Regions from separate parts of the Homo sapiens genome. Here all the other regions are linked to region 1. Evidence: chromatin contacts called from ENCODE Hi-C or POLR2A ChIA-PET data. All regions are on one chromosome and are shown on one strand. Each heading gives the region's core, a stretch centred on a gene start or an enhancer-like site at or near the end of the contact. The rest is flanking DNA. Distances are from core to core; before and after follow the strand shown.

Evidence for each region. A loop is a pair of places that touch in the nucleus more often than their neighbours do. ChIA-PET counts read pairs that join two places held with the same protein, here RNA polymerase II (POLR2A). Pooled maps may share reads with other maps.
Region 2: a loop to region 1 is called in a pooled map, with 2.1 times the contacts of the local background. The contact joins two enhancer-like sites. A Hi-C loop is called at or near these places in 2 of 50 pooled maps. POLR2A ChIA-PET finds 5 or more read pairs at or near these places in 5 of 52 experiments (GM10248, OCI-LY7, activated CD8-positive, alpha-beta memory T cell and 2 more).
Region 3: a map of vagina shows a loop between it and region 1 (4-fold over the local background). The contact joins two enhancer-like sites. A Hi-C loop is called at or near these places in 3 of 168 maps with a recorded cell type or tissue (mammary epithelial cell, psoas muscle and vagina), 3 of 37 single-sample maps with no recorded cell type and 6 of 50 pooled maps. POLR2A ChIA-PET finds 5 or more read pairs at or near these places in 5 of 52 experiments (B cell, OCI-LY7, Panc1 and 2 more).
Region 4: a map of esophagus muscularis mucosa shows a loop between it and region 1 (2.4-fold over the local background). The contact joins two enhancer-like sites. A Hi-C loop is called at or near these places in 3 of 168 maps with a recorded cell type or tissue (ascending aorta, esophagus muscularis mucosa and psoas muscle) and 1 of 50 pooled maps. POLR2A ChIA-PET finds 5 or more read pairs at or near these places in 10 of 52 experiments (CD8-positive, alpha-beta T cell, GM12878, HEK293 and 7 more).

The regions. Positions count from the first base shown.
Region 1 is chr17:5,328,602-5,331,818 of GRCh38, forward strand. The region is part of intron 2 of RABEP1 (rabaptin, RAB GTPase binding effector protein 1); the gene reads left to right. Among named protein-coding and RNA genes, the nearest start is that of RABEP1, 48 kb to the left of the region's middle. Within about 2 kb of position 1,555, at least 3 of the 41 ENCODE cell types and tissues checked have a DNase peak (open chromatin) inside an H3K27ac peak, as active enhancers do; they include B cell, where a contact is called at or near this core.
Region 2 is chr17:5,208,928-5,212,144 of GRCh38, forward strand. It overlaps SCIMP (SLP adaptor and CSK interacting membrane protein), which reads right to left. Exons shown (of 5, transcript NM_207103.3): 5 at 1-2,028. The coding sequence ends at 1,874. ZNF594-DT (ZNF594 divergent transcript) reads left to right here. Exons shown (of 6, transcript NR_152840.1): 2 at 823-968. Among named protein-coding and RNA genes, the nearest start is that of ZNF594-DT, 19 kb to the left of the region's middle. Within about 2 kb of position 1,588, at least 6 of the 41 ENCODE cell types and tissues checked have a DNase peak (open chromatin) inside an H3K27ac peak, as active enhancers do.
Region 3 is chr17:5,240,932-5,244,148 of GRCh38, forward strand. No RefSeq gene overlaps it. Among named protein-coding and RNA genes, the nearest start is that of SCIMP, 7.7 kb to the left of the region's middle. RefSeq lists an enhancer at 850-1,079. Within about 2 kb of position 1,585, at least 11 of the 41 ENCODE cell types and tissues checked have a DNase peak (open chromatin) inside an H3K27ac peak, as active enhancers do; they include B cell, where a contact is called at or near this core.
Region 4 is chr17:5,258,532-5,261,748 of GRCh38, forward strand. No RefSeq gene overlaps it. Among named protein-coding and RNA genes, the nearest start is that of RABEP1, 22 kb to the right of the region's middle. Within about 2 kb of position 1,645, at least 4 of the 41 ENCODE cell types and tissues checked have a DNase peak (open chromatin) inside an H3K27ac peak, as active enhancers do.

The DNA of each region.
Region 1 (3,217 bases), core at 305-2,804:
CACCACTGCACTCTAGCCTGGGCGATAGAGTGAGACGCTGTGTTAAAAAAAAAAAAAAAAAAAAAAAAAAGCCGGGCGCAGTGGCTCACGCCTGTAATCCCAGCACTTTGGGAGGCCGAGGCAGGTGGATCACGAGGTCAGGAGTTCAAGACCAGCCAGGCCAAGATGGTGAAACCCTGTCTCTACTAAAACTACAAAAATTCGCCAGGCGCAGTGGCAGGCGCCTGTAATCTCAGCTACTCGGGAGGCTGAGGCAGGAGAATCACTTGAACCTGGGCGGCAGAGGTTGCGCCACTGCACTCCAGCCTGGGCGACAGAGTGAGACTGTCTCAAAAAAAAAAAAATAAATTATTAGTATAACCAAATGAAGTACTTGAATCTTGTTTTGATCTTAATTTAAACAAATATTCAGAAAGACTTTTTTTTTTTTTTTTTTTTGTCAATTGGAGAAGTTTTACCAGAGATTTGGTATTAGTTATCAGGCAGTTGTTAATTTTGTTTTGTGTGACAGTGGTACTTTGTTTATATAAGAAACTGTCCATATTTTTAGAGATGCATCTGTACAGTACGTTAGATAATGTAGTATTTCTGGGGCTTGCTTTAAAATACTACAGGAAAGAAAAAGGATAGTTTAAATAAGCATGGCAGGCTGGGTGTGGTGGCTCACGCCTGTAATCCTAGCACTTTGGGAGGCTGAGGCGGGCGATCACCTGAGGTCAGGAGTTCAAGACAAGCCTGGCCAACAAGGCGAAACCCCGTCTCTACTAAAAAATACAAAAATTAGCTGGGCGTGGTGGCACGCGCCTGTAATCCCAGCTACTTGGGAGGCTGAAGCAGGACAATCTGTTGAACCCGGGAGGCAGAGGTTGCAGTGAGCCAAGATCGTGCCACTGCACTCTAGCCTGGGCAACAAGAGCGAGACTCCGTCTCAAAAAAATAAATAAGCATGGCAAATCTTAATACCTTTTGAGTCTTGGTGAAAGCTATATGAAGGATTGTTGTAGTATACCCTCAACTTTTGAATATGTTTGAAAATCTTAATAATTACATATACAGCAGTAAAAGCAATAAACGAATGTTAGAACTCCTACTGTTGGCAAACATAATGTTTGAAATGCTTTACTACAAAAAATTAAGATTTTCTAACTTTATTTTAAATTTCTGTCTCCTGTTTTTTTGTATTTATATATATAAATATAACATTCATATATATGTTCATATATATATATATATATATATATATAACTAAAGTTACTGTTGACCAAGTCTTCCTCCAGGCTCTCTATTTCACTTTTAAGTGCCAAAAATGGATATTTAGGCTTGGTATTTGTTTACAGTTTTTCTGTTCATAATGACAACATGGTAGTGAATAGCTCTGGGTAATCTCCAGCAAATCAAAAGTACCAGAGGTAATTAGCATGAGGACCTGTTAAGTGTATAAACTTGAGCCTTGATAAAATTGTAGTACCCAAAAATGAATAAAGTATCCCAGAAATAATGCTTTTTCTTTTTTCACATTTTATGAAACAGTTTAACACTCAGAATACAGAGTTGACACACATAAACTTTTCCTTTGTGGTTTCACGTGTTTACATCTTTCTGGGTCTGTCTATTTGCATGCCTACCACAACTTCCCAGGTGTCTGTCTTTAAGGGACTTCACACAATTACTTTTTTAATTAATGTTCTTAAAACTGTCTTTGGCTAGAGATTCAAAATATTTTAAGAGTGATGGAAACTGATGTTGAGAGAGTAAAGATTTCAAAACAACTTAGCATGACTAGGTGTTTCCCTCTGTGACTTTGACTACCAAATCATTAACTCCTGTGATAACAATGAACATTTCACAACGTTTAAAAGTTCTCTTATTTTACTATTGGATTTTTATAAGTAGTTAGAAATTTATGCAAGAAAGTATTGCCACTGTCTTCATGAGGAAACTGAGGCTTGAGAATCTTGTGATTTCCTTAAAGTCATACAGCTGGTTAGCGGTAGAATTAGACCTTAAATCAGTTTATTTTCATGGTCAGTTTGGCTCAGTTATTGTGCTTTGGAGAGGAAATTGATACTTTTACAAAGATGAAGAATTTTTTTTTTCATAAATACCTTACAACTTTAGATGCTAAAAGGCGTAAGTTAAGGCCGGGCGCGGTGGCTCACACCTGTAATCCCAACGCTTTGGGAGGCTGAGGCGGGAGGATCATTTCAGCCCAGGAGGCCAAGACCAGCCTGGGCAGCGTAGTGAAACTTTGTCTCTACAAGAAATTTCAAAAATTAGCCGGGCGTGATGGTGCATGCCTGCAGTCCTAGCTACTCAGGAGGCTGAGGTGGGGGGATCGCTTGAGCCCAGGAATTTGAGGTTATAGTGGTCTATGTTTGCGTCACTGCACTCCAGCCTGTGCGACAATTGAGACCCTATCTCTTAACTTTTTTTTTTTTTTTTTTTTTTTTTTTTAAAGAAACACAGCGGCTGACTGGGAAAAGTTTTGTAAGAGAAGACAGACTTAATATCCAGAATATATAAAATGCTCTTACAGATCAGAAGGAAAATCATTCATTAGAAGCAAATGTAAAGAATGTCACCAAAGAGGAAATGAGTCACTAGTACATATATGAGAAGATGCTCAAACTCCTTATTAACAGGGAAAATGTAGATTAAAGTGACCATTTGCTACCCATGATATTTACAAGAATTTTTAAAAGATGGAAAATAGTGACTGTTGTTAAGGGTATGGGAAAACAATCACACATCCCTGTATACTGTTGATAAGTTCATCTTTTTTTTGAAGTTAGTTTGGCCAAACATATGTTCTGCCTGGGCTTAAACCATGTAGTAGGCACATTACATCAACTTAGTATTTAAAAGATGGTAAGAGGGAGCCGAGAAATTAATGCTAACTTTAAAGAACATACGTCTAGTCACTGCCATGTGCTCTGGCTTTCTTTTCTCTTTTATTAAACATTTTTTGAATGTTTGTGGAAGGTAATGTACTAATTAGCGTTTCCAATAAATTATCATTACAACAACCTTGTGAGGTGGCTGTTTTTAACTTCCATTTTGCAGATGTGGAAACTTAGGCCAGAGAGATTAAATAACATGACCAAGTTCATTTAGTCAGCAGACGGGAATGCGTAAATTGAGCTCTAAAACCATGACTGTAACTACTGGATCATTAGATAGATAGTAACAATTGATTTGTGATACCCAGCTTACCTTA
Region 2 (3,217 bases), core at 338-2,837, 120 kb before region 1:
GCATTTGTTTTTAACTTTTGTCATAGTCATGGAGGGTTTACAGAACATTTATAAGACGAAAGCATGTGTTTGAAACACTCCAATCCTTTGGCTTATTTTTGTTCTATAATTTGGGAAGAGTCCTCTCTTTGGCTGGTGGGATACCAGAGTCCCATAAGGCCATAGTTAGATAACTACTGGCCTAACATAAGGAGGGTTTATTTATTTATTTATTTATTTATTTTTAGATGGAGTTTCACTCTTGTTGTCCAGGCTGGAGTGCAATGGCATGTTCTCGGCTCACCGCAACCTCCGCCTCCCAGTTTCAAGCGATTCTTCTGCCTCAGCCTCCCAAGTAGCTGGGATTACAGGCATGCGCGACCATGCCTGACTAATTTTGTATTTTTAGTAGAAATGGGGTTTCTCCATGTTGGTCAGGCTGGTCTCGAACTCCCGACCTCAGGTGATCCGCCCACCTTGGCCTCCCAAGGAGGTATTAATAGCAAGGTGGAAGCCTTCATAGAGTCTGGAAAGAGAGAACCAGGGAGGAAGCCCAGGTCCCCAGTGCTCCAGCGTTGATTGAGGGAGAAAGCTTGAAAATGGGAGGAACACATTTTCCCATCTCTTGAGGGAAATCTGAGTCACTCTCAGGCCTTTCCAGGTTCACAGTGCTCTCTCTGCAAGGCTGTTCATTTGCCAGATTTCCCAGAGGTCACTTAGAAACCAGCATCTTGTGAGTATAGTTAGAATGAGTCAAGTCCTAGGGCTCTGGCGATCAGCTAGAAGGAATTGATGAGGTCTAAGAGCCTATAAAGCTGACTCGGGCCTTGTTGACCCCATTAGGACACTTGTTTAACAAGACATCTGCCCATGTCCCTGGCCCATCTCATTGGCTGCAGCACATCACAGTGGACCTTCTGCCTCCTCCCAGATGCCCAGGGACAGTGATCTGGAAGGAAGGGGCTTGAGGCTGTTTTCCTAGAACTCGAGTAAGTACTGATGAAAATGATGGACAGGGGATATTAAGCCCCCTGAACTCTCATCTTGTATATGCCATTGTTACATGCCCCTTTTCTTTCCTGTTCCCCATGATTTGTCCTGGGGGAAATGTATTTTTCCTGTAGCACCCCCAACACACCTATTGCAAAATGATGCTTCTAGGTGTAAATCAGAAGGTAACTTTTGTCCTTTGTCCATTGTTACAGTACAACTTGCAAGCACGGGGAGAAAACCTAGGTGAAAACTCAAATCTCTATGGTCAATTTGGCCTACATCATATAAAGGCACTGGGGTTTGCAGGGTGTCTAGGTGGGGAGGGTTCACGAGAACAAAAGGTACTCCCTGCCCTTGCAAACTCGCGAGATGTGGTGTGGGAACCTGGGCACGAGAGCACTCAGCTGTAACTCACCCACAGCCTCACAGTGCAGGAGGTGGGTGGGGTGAGAGGGTAAAGACCAGCATGCTTGGTGAGGGCCTTGCTGGGGATGGGAGCCTGGGAGGGTCTGCACAACCAAATGCTGAGATTTAATATCACTCAGAACCATGCAAACCAAAGGGAATGAAGGGGGAAAGAATGCCAAGAAATGAGTAGTTTCCCACAGGTGGGAGCCATGGAGCCCCGTGGTCCTTCCCATGGAAAGTTTCCTCAACAGCACAAGGCTGACCCCTCTAAGTCCTCAGAGCCGAGCACCCATGTGTCTCCTCTGGCTGCAGTCATCCGATCGCAGGGGTGTCTTCATCTAAGGTTTGGGAAGTGCTTTATCTTATAGAGCTTCATAAAATCACCACTGGCTTTCAGGGCCCAGAGACCTACTGAAGTTCAACCATTCTTGATTGTTTTAAAATAAGTTGTGTGAACCCTCTTCAGTTTTGCCAAAAAGAAGAAATGGCTGTTTCAAAATGATGCTTTTTCAGTATTTGCAGGGATTTCAACATCGTCATAGTCATCTTCAGGCTCAATGTAGCTTGGGATGGAAACAGTCTTCTTATTTTTAACTTTATTTACCAGTGAGTATGTAGCGGGCGGCTGACTTGGGGCTTCCTGTGGGGCTAGAATACACAAAAAGCTCCTTAGATGCAAAGCTGTCATGTGTTTTTATATTTTTGAAGGCAGTGGCTCAGCGTGATTTTCACGTTTCAGTGATCTTCCCACTTCTAGTGGGCCAGATCCCCATTTTACAGAGGAAATTTAGACACAGACCTGACAGAGCCTCAGGATCACCCAAGTGAGTAACTGGAAAATATTAGTCAGACATCTTGACTCCCGTATCTTTCTGCCTAAGCCTGCACTGCATGGAAACCATGAAGCAAAAGCTTAGAAAAGAAACAGACCAGGTCAGGTGCAGAAGCTCACACCTGTAGTCCCAGTACTCTGGGAGGCCCAGGTGGGAGGATCACTTGAGCCCAGGAGTTCCAGACCAGCTTGGGCAACACAGGGAGACCCTCGTCCCTACAGAAAAATTTAAAAATTAGCCGGATGTGGTGGTGCATGCCTATAGTCCCAGCTAATTGGGAGGCTGAGGCAAGAGGATTTCCTGAGCCCAGGAGGTTAAGGCTACAACGAGCCATGATCACGCCACTGCACTTCAGCCTGGACAACATGGTAAGACCCTGTCTCCAAAAAAAAAAAAAGAATGGATGAAAAGAAACAGACCAGAGCCCAGTAGTCATATGAGTGCTGTTGTGTTACAGATCCTAATTTTTACAAGGAAGTGAAACAAATCATATTTCCTTTTTGGCACATCCCTTCCAGTGACTTACACTGTTTTCCAGGACTCTCTGTAATTGCTTATGTACAAATCTCTCTAAGAAGAAAGGGGATGGCGTTGTTTTCAAAAGGTGGAATTAGTACAGAACAGGTTCATAGGAGGCTGGGGCGCGGTGGCTTATGCCTGTAATCCCAGCACTTTGGGAGGCTGAAGTGGGCAGATCACCTGAGGTCGGGAGTTCGAGACCAGCCTGATGAAACTCTGTCTCTACAAAAATACAAAAATTAGCTGGGCGTGATGGCGGGTGCCTATAATCCCAGCAACTCGGGAGGTTGAGACAGGAGAATTGCTTGAACCCAGGTGGCAGAGGTTGCAGTGAGCCAAGATTGCACCATTGCACTCTAGCCTGGGCAACAGAGCGAGACTCTGTCTCAAAAAAAAAGAAAGAAAGAAAGAAAAAGAAACAAAAAACAAACAAAAAGAACAGGTCCATAAGTAATAGAAGGATGATGAAACAGCTCAGCTCCATC
Region 3 (3,217 bases), core at 335-2,834, 88 kb before region 1:
CCTGCCCTTCCCCAACTAATCCATCCACCTTGTGATTGTTCCTGCCCTTCCCCAACTAATCCATCCACCTTGTGACATGTTCCTGCCCTACCCTAACTAATCCATCCACCTTGTGACATGTTCCTGCCCTACCCTAACTAATCCATCCACCACTGTGACATGTTCCTGCCCTACCCTAACTAATCCATCCACCTTGTGATATGTTCCTTCCCTACCCTAACTAATCCATCCACCTTGTGATATGTTCCTGCCCTTCCCCAACTAATCCATCCACCACTGTGACATGTTCCTGCCCTACCCTAACTAATCCATCCACCTTGTGATATGTTCCTTCCCTACCCTAATTAATCCATCCACCTTGTGATATGTTCCTGCCCTTCCCCAACTAATCCATCCACCTTGTGATATCGTGCCTTATGACTTCCCCCACCTTGTGACTATGCACCTTGTAACATTCTTCCCCTGCCCAAAAAAACTGCCCCTAACTGTAACTTTCCACTACCTACCCCAAACCTATAGAACCAGTTCCACTCCCACCACCCTTCGCTGACTCCTTTCTCTGACTCAGCCCACTTGCACCCAAGTGAATAAACAGCCTTGTTGCTCCACTAAGCCTGCTCAGGTGGTCTCTTATACGGAGGCGTGTAACAGCCAAGATGGTGAAACACTGTCTCTACTAAAAATACAAAAATTAGCCGGGCGCTGTGGCGGGCACCTGTAATCCCAGCTACTCGGGAGGCTGAGGCAGGGGAATCGCTTGAACCCAGGGGTGGAGGTTTCAGTGAGCCGAGATCAGGCCACTGCACTCCAGCCTGGGCAACAGAGTGAGACTCCATCTCAAAGAAAAAAAAAATTATGAAGTTTCCAGTTCGTCCTCTTAAGATTCCCACTCAGTGGGAGGGGGAAGCCAGCTACCACATAAGAAGTCCAGCTACTCTGAGACCCCGCCATGCTGGAGAAGCCATGCAGAGCCCTGGGTTGGCAGCCCCAGCTGAGCTACCTGGACACAACCCATGCCAGCCATGTGAGTGAGCCATCTTGGACGTCCAGCCCTGTGGGGCCTTCAGATGACATCTGAGCAGCTGCTAGGGAAACACTGAGTGAGACCTGCCAGGCTCAGTCCTGTCTAAATTCCTGGCCCACAAAATCATGAGCAAACCAAGTGGCTATTTTAAGTCAACAAGATTTGCAGTAACTTGTTACACATCCGTAGTGGCTGGAACAACTTTTTCTCTACCCTCTTGCCCCACTTCCACGCCTCCAGGGGCAAAGCATAACGCCCATTTTGCTGCAAACAGCGTGCCTGGTCGGCCTCTCTATCACAGCTGAGTGCACACCTGTTATCTTGCCTTCCCAGGACTTCACTCCCTCTTCGGTGAATAGCAATCCTTTCTTTTGAGGAAATGTCCCCCCACTGCCCACCCTCTTTATCAATCACATTGCTTTCGGTCAGAGCTGCCACTTTCCTGTTTTCATTCCCCACTGCCACATGGGAATGCAGGTGGCCTCTAGGAGGTGAAGAAGGCAGGGAAATAGGTTCTTCCCCAGAGCCTGCAGAAAGAACCTGCCTGCCAATACATTTCAGACTGCTGAACTTTAGCACCTCCAGATCTGTAAGAGAATATCAAACGTGTGATATTTTGCTACAGCAGAAACAGGAAGTGAATACACCCTTCAACACCTGCAGGATCCTCCCAGTACTTTTTTTTTTTTTTTTTTTTTTTTGAGACAGAGGCTCACTCTGTTGCCCAGGCTGGAGTGCAGTGGTGCAATCTTGGCTCACTGCAACCTCCCCATCCCGGGTTCAAGCGATTCTCCTGCCTCAGCCTCCCAAGTATCTGGGACTACAGGTGTGAGCCACCATGCCTGGCTAATTTTTGTAGTTTTTAGTAGAGACAGGATATCACCATGTTGGCCAGGCTGGTCTCGAACTCCTGACCTCAGGTGATCCGCTTGCCTCGGCCTCTCAAAGTGCTGGGATTACAGGTGTGAGCCACCATGCCCGGTCTCAGTACTTTTTTGTTTATGTCTAAGTCAGTTCCAGGAAGGCTGCCACCATTTGCTACCAAAACAATCCTTACACAACAATAGCAAGTCTCCTTCCATCTCCTCTATTCTGGTCCTTGAAACCTTATCAATGGTGAGGTCACAGTCATTGTTTGTTGTTCGGTTGAGAACTGAGGGGGTGGGGTAGGAGGAAGAAGGTCTATTTTTAAAAATCACACACACTAAAAAAGGTTCAGGCTCTGAGAACCTGTGAAATCTTGACTAATTTTGGCTTTCCCCATGGGAACCCACCAGAAAAGTATTCAAACTTGTATAGAACACCCTTGACGTAACTAACTCCATCTTAGAAAAATACTCCATTTTATATTTCATACAGCACTTTGCCAATTAGGATAAGATGTTTTGCTTAAGAAACAAATTTAAAAAAAAAAGACTGCATCCAACCAGATAAAGATACAAACAAGCACACTCTTCCACCATCAGTTCTCATCAGAGGACTCTGTAACTATAAAACATCAGGCCTTGGCTGGCTGGGTGCAATGGCTCATGCCTGTAATCCTAGCACTCTGGGAGGCCGAGGCAGGTGGATCACAAGGTCAGGAGTTGGAGACCAGCCTGACCAACATAGTGAAACCCCATCTCTACTAAAAATACAAAAATTAGCCGGGCATGGTGGCGTTCGCCTGTAGTTCCAGCTACTTGGGAGGCTGAGGCAGGAGAATTGCTTGAACCCGGGAAGCGGAGGTTGCAGTGAGCCAAGATCATGCCACTGCACTCCAGCCTAGGTGACAGAGCAAGACTCCATCTCAAAGAAAAAGAAAAAGAAAAAGAAAAAAAAGCAGGCCTCTAGCAGCTTGAAATAGCCATAACTCATCATCATCACTCATGATAAGAACTCAGCATTTGGCTGGGCGAGGTGGCTCATGCCTGTAATCCCAGCATTTTGGGAGGCCGAGGCGGGTGGATCACCTGAGTCTGGGAGTTTGAAACCAGCCTGGCCAACACGGTGAAACCCCGTCTCTACTAAAAATACAAAAATTAGCTGGGTGTGGTGGTGTGTGCCTGCAATCCCAGCTACTTGGGAGGCTGAGGCAGAAGAATCACTTGAACTTGGGAGGCGGAGGTTGCGGTGAGCCAAGATCACGCCATTGCACTCCAGCCTGGGCAACAAGAGTGAAACTCCGTCTCAAAAAACAAACCAAAACAACTC
Region 4 (3,217 bases), core at 395-2,894, 70 kb before region 1:
GGCTCACGCCTGTAATCCCAGCACTTTGGGAGGCCGAGGCGGGTGGATGACCTGAGATCAAGACCAGCCCAGCTAACATAGTGAAACCCTGTCTCTACTAAAAATACAAAAATTAGCCAGGCATGGTGGCACGGGCCTGTAATCCCAGCTACTTGAAAGGCTGAGGCAGGAGAATCGCTTGAACCTGGCAGGCAGAGGTTGCAGTGAGCTGAGTTTGAGCCACTGCACTCCAGCCTGGGCAACAGAGCGAGACTCCATTTCAAAAAAAAAAAAAAAAAACTTCTGTTTTTTTCAAAGCTCAATTAACAACTTTTTCTTAACTAATTTATTACTGAATTTAATGAAGGTCCATCCTCATTGGCTAAGTGATTTGCATTATGTAAACATAGAAAAATTTCATTACTGCCTTGTAGGAACTTAAATTAGAAGAAAAACCAAACTCACAGAATGCAGCGGCGGCAGCAGTAGCAGAATAATAGTATTCTGAAAAAGGGTTGGACTTACTGCCACAAAATTCTGATTATAGACTTGGCAGTCACTCATTCTCTGCGTCCAGCCTTCAGCTTTTGGAGGCTGCTTTCTTCATTTGCAAAATGGAGACTAGAAAACAACAAAACAAGACAAAACAAACAACAAACAAAAAACCACTAATGCATGAGGTCTGAAAAACAAAGGTGGGATTGCTGAGAGTGAAGGGAAGAATAATGAGCCAAGGTAAATAAAATGAGAGGTTAGGCTAATGTATACACCTCAGATTCCACCCGCTTTACTCTCTTCCATAGTCCACAACTATATGCTGGAGAATGAATTGACACTGATCACTGAAGGAAAAGCGTAGTTGCATGACGGAAAGGATGACCACAATCATCTCACCTCTCCAATTCAATAACGATCTTAAGGTGCTATCATATGCAATGAGACAAGAAAAACAAACAAGAGGTCCATTTGCTAGAAATGTAGACTCAAAATTATAAGACTCAAAACTTTAATCCAACCCTGGTTTAAAACAACAACAGCAACTATTGGTCACAATAATATTTGATAAGAAGCCTGGAGAGGAAACCTATTTTTGCCAAAATTATTTGAGAATGCAAGTGTTGTTCTGGTTGTTATCATGTTGGCAAGAGAAGGAAGAAAATGTTAGGCCAGGCACAGTGGCTCACGCCTATAATTTCAGCACTTTGGGAGGCTGAGATGGACGGATCACTTGAGCCCAGGAGTTCAAGACCAGCCTGGGCAACATGGTGAAATGCTGCCTCTATGTAAAATTTAAAAAGTAAGCTGGACATGGTGGCATGCACCTGTTATTCAGTAGGCTGAGGTGGAAGGATAGATTGAGCCTGAAGGCTGCAGTAAGCCATAATTGTGCCACTGTACTCCAGCCTGAGTGACAGAACAAGACCCTGTCTAAAAAAAGAAAGAAAAAGAAAAGGTTAGCACTGTTGGGGATTAGCCAGGTGTCACCAAAGATCTGATTTATAATTAAACTATACTTGCTTGCTTCTTTGTCACTGCGATGACAGTTCCTCTCAGCATGTTTACTCGTCTTCAGGGAGAAGGAAGTAAAGAGGCTCCAAGAGATATTAATCTGTTAGAGTCCAAGAGGTTTTTTGTTTTTGTTTAATCTCACAGGAATGCAAGCTTTAACCACGAGTTTGGGAATCATAAAACTTGTGGCCGGGCGCGGTGGCTCACGTCTGTAATCCCAGCACTTTGGGAGGCTGAGGTGGGTGGATCACAAGGTCAGGAGATCGAGACCATCCTGGCTAACACGGCGAAACCCCGTCTCTACTAAAAATACAAAAAATTAGCCAGGCGCGGTGGTGGGCGCCTGTAGTCCCAGCTACTCGGGAGGCTGAGGCAGGAGAATGGCATGAACGCAGGAGGCAGAGCTTGCAGTGAGCCGAGATCGCGCCACTGCACTCCAGCCTGGGCGACAGAGTGAGACTCCGTCTCAAAAAAAAAAAAAACAAACAAAAAACTTGTAAAATATATTTATTATGGCAAATTGTATTTGCTCATTTAGGCCCCAAAATATGCTTGTAAAAAATTGAACTTGCCCACTCAACTTGTAAATGAATTCAGTGGTTTTATGATAATTCATGTGTCATTTTATAAGGAGGTATTCACATTGCATAGACATTGATGGGCTCAGTGAATGGCTGGGATAGCTGGAGAACCAGGTTTGAGGTTATGTAGTAAAAACCACAACCAAAATTATGATGTAGAACTGGTCTGGTGAGGATATCTCTGCTGCATTCCAGAGGGGTAGGTGCTGGAATGATGCTGCTGATGGCACTGGGAACTGCAGGCCACCACTGGCACTGTTGCCACTACTGCCACCATCTCTACCGCTGCCAGTGGAGGTGTTCCACTGCTCCTGTTTATTCCTGAGCTCCAAATGCAAAATTTAAGATAGTGCATCTGATTACATACACCTAGGTCATGTGCTCAGTCCTAGCTGCAAAGAAGGTTGGGAAAGTAGGTATCTGGCAGTTTCAGCATTGATGTTGGGAGGACAGTTATGCCATTCACCAGGCCTGTTAGGATGGGGAAAGGGGTTCCAATGGGCAGATCACGAGGTCAGGAGTTCCAGACCAGCCTGACCAACATGGTGAAACCCCATCTCTACTAAAAATACAAAAATTAGCCAGGCATGGTGGTACACACCTGTAATCCCAGCTACTCAAGAGGCTGAGGCAGGATAATTGCTCGAACCCGGGAGGCGGACGTCGCAGTGAGCCGAGATCATGCCACTGCACCCCAGCCTGGGTGACAGAGTGAGACTCTGTCTCAAAAAAAAAAAAAGAAAAGAAAAAGACAGGGGTTCTGAGTGTGAGCAGCCAGTAAGAGTAATACAAGAGTAATACGAGTCTAATATATCTGGTTAAGCCCAACTATCCTTACTCTGCACCTGTGCCCAAACAAGTGAATGTCGTAAGCAAAATCACTTCTCCATGCAGATTAAATCATTTTAAATTTATGACCTCAAGTCTCAAGTGAACTGCAACACAGCCAGACTATTCTATTTCTATCCACTTTCTAATAAACTAATTTTTCTACTTTCTGAGGCACTATTTCATATTACTCCCCCCACAAATCTCCAACATTTCCTCCTCAATTCAATGGTGTTTTTGTTAGTGATCCCTAGAGAAAACAGATGCAATCAGAGGAGGTCTATTGATCTTCTCTTTCCACAAATGCAACCTTTCCACTA